Linked DNA regions of Homo sapiens: region 2 is linked to region 1. A link is a contact called in ENCODE Hi-C data. All regions are on one chromosome and are shown on one strand. The core of a region is the stretch at or near the end of the contact, and the rest is flanking DNA. Distances in the headings are between cores, read along the strand shown. Region 1 has its middle 31 kb from the start of RASSF6. Region 2 overlaps MTHFD2L (methylenetetrahydrofolate dehydrogenase (NADP+ dependent) 2 like).

Region 1 (2,700 bases), core at 113-2,612:
TGCAAGCAACGTTCTGAACAAGGAAGCTAATATAGGAATTTTTTTCTGGCATTATCAGTGGAATTGAATTCAATTGCATAGTCAGGTAGTCTTGCCTGTCTGGTGACATTCAAATGGACTCCAAGGAGAGGGGCCTGTAGCCCAGGAACTGCGGCACTCACAGCCTCAGACCAAATCCCTTCTTCATTCTTGACTTCTCTGTATTTTAGTTGTCCAATCAGATGAATGGGGATAATGATGAATATAGTAATACCTACTTCATAGAATTGTTGTGAGGATTAAATGAGTAAACACAGTAAATGTGTAAAGCCTTTAGAACAGCTCCTGGCACAGAGTAAGTATGTGCAAGTGTGCAGGTGTTAGCTGGTGTTATGATGCCTGAAGTGGCTGCCAGTTTTGCCCTCCCTCCTTCCAACATATACACTTGCACACCCACATGTCCATATACATATATAAATAGAAATAATGTGTATATATATATATATATATATATATATATATATATATATATATAAGCACACAAGATTTTTATGATCTTGTCAGGAAGGATATGTTTTCAGGGTGTCGTATAATTGAAAAGACTTTGAATTTAGTAAGTTTTCAAATACCATAGTTATTTAAAACAACAGACAAAAGGAAGAACATGTTTTAATTTCTACAGCATCTTTCTAGGATCTAGTGTTGTTTCATAACAGTTAGTGCATGAGGTGGAAAGGAGTGGGAGAGGATTATTTTGGGGATAGTTCTTCTTCCCTTTCCTGATATGTGTAAACATCAATCCACATCAACTTTACCAGTTGTCCCGTGGCCCTGGCACCCACCCCAGCAAAATGAAGCCCTAAGGAGAAATTACAGAAGATAGCAGGGAGGGGGGTTGAGAAGCCAGTGTATTCCTTGTGCTTCCTGTGTCCAGACTAAGGTCCCGTGACCACCTTTGCTTGCAGAAGGCTGAGCTCTCCTGAGTAAGAACTCAAGTTTTTTTCCAGTCTTCAGGTTTCTGAGTAATTTTGCCTTTGGGTACACAAGAAGGGATTAACGGACACATTAGCACCTCTTCTCCAAACTCCACATCAGCTGTTATCCGAAACAGCTCACATTTCCATTGCAACCTTACAGCCAGAGGGTCACCTTGTTTCCTGTCAATCTGTCACTGTGAGGATCTGTTTTTTTGCCATTCTTTTATGAAGTTGGAGAACTTGAGGCTGCAGGAGCTTGTGCTCAGTTTTGTTGAAGCTGCAGTTCCAGCACACATATCAACCATTTCTCATTTTCATACATGTTACTACTTGAGTCCTATTTGTGGCTCTCTACATTGCCAAATTCAACACATTTTCTTGGCCACCACTGACATTTGTCATGTTCCCAACTTTCTTTGCTCTAATAATTTGTATTTCCCTAGAAACCCCTATAAAAGGAAATGTTGACACTCATGTATGAGTGAAATGTGGGCTCTACCTGGGGTTAATGGTAACCCCCATATTTCACTGACATTTGTTCCTTAACTACATAGCACGAGAAGTCAGTCCCCAGAAAAATCCCTTCTAAGGTTTTCTAGATTCTCCTGGGAGATTTCAACCCAGTCCTCCCATATTCTTCTCCCTGCCCCCCATCTGCAACATTTTAGGCCATACCAATTCCTCTGCTGTTGGGTTTCTTTATGGAAAAGCTCATATCCAAGTCTGAGACAAAGGTGTTTTATCCTGAGGCTTTCAAAACTGTGAACCCTGGAAAGGCCCAAGTGGTCCATACATCAGTGAGGAGAGGGTTCCCGCTTCCCTTGTGCACATTGCTACCAGGCCCAAATCATACTGCTCAAGTCCAAGGCCTCAGAGAGTTCTTCCTGGAGAAGAAAGGTCCCTCCTCTGCCTCTAGCACTCCTTCTCTTCAGTCAAAAATCTGTTATGCATCTAAGAAATAAAATTGAGATGTCTGGCTTCTGGTCTGGCATGTAAAGAGCTTAGAATTTGTTACTTTGTCCTAACAACAGGTAAAAATCTGAACAAACTGAACAATCAACAACTCTTCTTAGAGAAGTGAAGTCACAGAGTAAAGTGCTGCTCCCAAAATTTGAGAGACAGATAGGCAGACACAGGGAATCACAGCTTACCTAAGCAGAAATCTACTAGTAGAAAACCACCTTGGGCACCTGTGCTGGGTATGGAAACCTGAACTGCATTGATGAGTTGCTGGAGGCTCAGCATGGACAAGCCTGGGAGTTAAAAATCTGGGGTAGGGGACAGTCATGGGGAGGTTCTCACTTTCTGTGAGTTTTAACTCTAGGAGCTCCACCAGGTTCTTACAGTAAATGTTGGAGAAAACTCCACTCATGCTTCCAGGAGAGGAAGGGGAAATATACCAGAGCATCCTGATGTTGCTGGTTCTGGAACCAGACTTTGGAATAGGGTGTTGACCACTGTTTGCTGCTTCTCTTTTCTATGGCTTGACACAAACCACTTCTGCACCTTCACTGCTGAACTCTGTGCCTGTGCGCTGGCCTGCTCGCCTTCACATTCAGGGACCCTGCCATGGCTGAGAGTGAGGGCTACACAAGAATGCATGGCAGTAAGCTGAAGTCTCATCCTTCCCAGCTGAGCTTTGCTTCTGCAACTAGGAGAACTGACATTTCCTCTCCCTTGGTAGTGGTGATTACTCCATAGAAGCACCTGTACCAAATAATTGATTGAGCTAATTCATTAATTC
Region 2 (2,700 bases), core at 91-2,590, 640 kb after region 1:
ACACAAATACCTATGGAAGGGAGATTTTATCTGCTCCTATCTCAGACTACAGAGATTAAGGCCCTGCCAAGAGATTTGGAGAGTACTCCAGAAAGCTTTATCTAGTTTACAGATTTGCCACTCTGATACAAATATTCAGTGACTTCAGGCAAAAGGGATTGGGTGGGGGAGGGAAAGGATTGGAGACAATGACAAGAGTGTATGATGATCTTGTATTTTTAAAGACATGATGAAAGGGAGATATTTTTAGTAATTTTCCCAGCTCTTAATAGAACTACCAGAAATATCATAGCAGTATTGTTACTCCTGCCTACTGAAATGGAATCTGGCAATGACAGCTGACAGCATCCATGGTCAGAAAGAAGGTTTCACTGATAGGTCATAGCTGGAGTTCACAGAAAGCAATTTTTTTTTAGTAGAAATATCTTTTTTATTTTATTTTATTATTATTATACTTTAAGTTTTAGGGTACATGTGCACAATGTGCAGGTTTCAGAAAGCAATCTCAAACTTTCTCCAGGTGACTGACATGCTATTTGGTTCCACTAATTGTCTTCTAAGTGGTATGAGTGGTATTTTTTTCTAAGTGGTATGAGTGGTATTTATTTTGTTTTTTATGGTTTTTTGAATAGGTTTTTAAATTATTATACTTTAAGCTCTAGGGTACATGTGCAGAACGTCCAGGTTTGTTACATAGGTATACAAGTGTCATGGTGGTTGGCTGCACCCATCAACCCATTGTCTACATTAAGTATTTCTCCTAATGCTATTCCTTCCCTTGCCCTCCACCCCCGACAGGCCCCAGTGTGTGATGTTCCCCTCCCTGTGTCCATGTGTTCTCATTGTTCAACTCCCACTTATAAGTGAGAGCATGCAGTGTTTGGTTTTCTGTTCTTGTGTTAGTTTGCTGAGAATGATGGTTTACATCTATAATACAGATGACCAGATATATACAGATTTAATTTAATGTAAAGGAAAATAAAACTTAGCCACCCTACAAATACAAATTGCAAAGTAAATACATTTCTACCACATTAGGACAATAATCCTCTCTATTTCATTACTGACCACAGGATGCCACGATAATGAACATCTCAATATATTTAGAAAACTTGTGGAAACCTCAAGATTCAGCAACCAGATGAATGTAAGAAGAAATATAGTAAATTCCCTCCGGAGCACTTGATTCCTGGTTGCCTTCCAAGTTCAATGGCAAGCTACTAACTTGTTAAGGAGCCCTCTGCTCCCTGGTTCACCATGCTCTTAAGTGTCATTTTTCTATCAACCATATGAGAAAGTGGAGTGTTTTCTGTATTATCTCCTGAGTCATACTATTTCTACAGTCCTATGTCATTCAGGTTTTTCTGGTTGTTATTCCTGTACTTCATTTTCCTGAAGCTTGTCTCCCCTTCATTAGAGTGGATGTTTGAGAGGCCACGCTTAAGTGGCTTGCATTTAGAAGCATGGGAAAATACTTCAAGCATTTAATTTAGACAATTACATATGTATACCAGGAGGATGAAATTCACATGAGAGAAGCAAGAAATTTTTGTTCTGCTGCCTTGCCACAGATAAGGAATCATCCTTCTTCTTTTTGGGGGAGGGAGTTGACTTTAAAAAATAATTATAGCATTGTGGAGAACTGACATGGGCCATAGAGTACTTCTTTAAAAGAGACAGTGAAACAGACAAAATAGAAAGACAACACAATACTATAGGAACGTGAGACATCAGTTCTTCTTTCTCCACTCCAAAAATAAATTTATAGAGAACAAATATATTCTTTAACTTTGCCAGAATATACAATTTCCAAAATATACTAGCAAAATTAATTCTGCTTAGATACATCTGGAAATGCCATTATTTGGGACCTTTGGAGTATATATAATGTACTGAAGTAGAAATTTACTATTTGCCAAGGAATTAGAGAGTATTCCAACAAAGTATCTTAAATAAGAATCTGAATTGTTCAATTCTTGGCCCTGGGAACCTGGGAACATAAAGTTTCCAAATGAAGCAATGACAGAACACACCAGCTGGAGACACCCTGTCATGAAGGATGGATTGATGGTGCCAGAAGATTCATGACCACGTACTTTCTGTTTTATTCTTACTTAAGTTTTTAAAGGGCATTTTAGTGTCCTTTATGTTGCTATTGGTATCCTTCATGAGTACAATTTATGCACCCTGTCATCTATGCCACCCTTGGATTTTTTTGGAGGCGTCCATATAAACTGGATGATTAGTTTCTTCCATCATCTCTATCATCACCTCAAATTTTAAATATGAAAGAACCTCTGCACTGTACCTATTGTTCTTATACTGACATTGAAAGATGGTTGTCTTCAAGTTAGAATCAAGTAAATGATGCCAAGCCAAGTTTTAGTTCTTCCTTTTAGAAATCTGAAGCCAATAACATAGGGGGGAAAGTCATCAGCCACATAGGGGAGAAGAGAGAACACGGAAGATTAGACATGCATGGCAGGCTGAAAAAGAATTTCTTGAGTAATGATTTACTGGGATGCAATAGCCTGAAACTTCATGAAAATGCAAGATGAATTTCTCCTTCACTACTTTCTTCTAAAATTATTTAGTAGTATACATTTTTCTCACAAGTTTTTCATATTACAAAAATGATCACTCCTAAATATGTAAATAGCCAAGTTTATTCATGAAAGACTCTTTTAAAAGCTTATTCAC

What was found. Hi-C counts contacts between places; a loop is a spot of excess contacts on that map. Pooled maps may share reads with other maps.
Region 2: a loop to region 1 is called in a pooled map of heart right ventricle, with 1.8 times the contacts of the local background. The contact joins two enhancer-like sites. A Hi-C loop is called at or near these places in 1 of 168 maps with a recorded cell type or tissue (MCF 10A), 1 of 37 single-sample maps with no recorded cell type and 1 of 50 pooled maps.

What each region holds. Positions count from the first base shown.
Region 1 is chr4:73,650,434-73,653,133 of GRCh38, forward strand. No RefSeq gene overlaps it. Among named protein-coding and RNA genes, the nearest start is that of RASSF6, 31 kb to the left of the region's middle. Within about 2 kb of position 1,363, at least 2 of the 41 ENCODE cell types and tissues checked have a DNase peak (open chromatin) inside an H3K27ac peak, as active enhancers do.
Region 2 is chr4:74,292,416-74,295,115 of GRCh38, forward strand. The region is part of intron 7 of MTHFD2L (methylenetetrahydrofolate dehydrogenase (NADP+ dependent) 2 like); the gene reads left to right. The region is part of intron 2 of LOC105377276 (a long non-coding RNA gene); the gene reads right to left. Among named protein-coding and RNA genes, the nearest start is that of EPGN, 15 kb to the right of the region's middle. Within about 2 kb of position 1,341, at least 2 of the 41 ENCODE cell types and tissues checked have a DNase peak (open chromatin) inside an H3K27ac peak, as active enhancers do.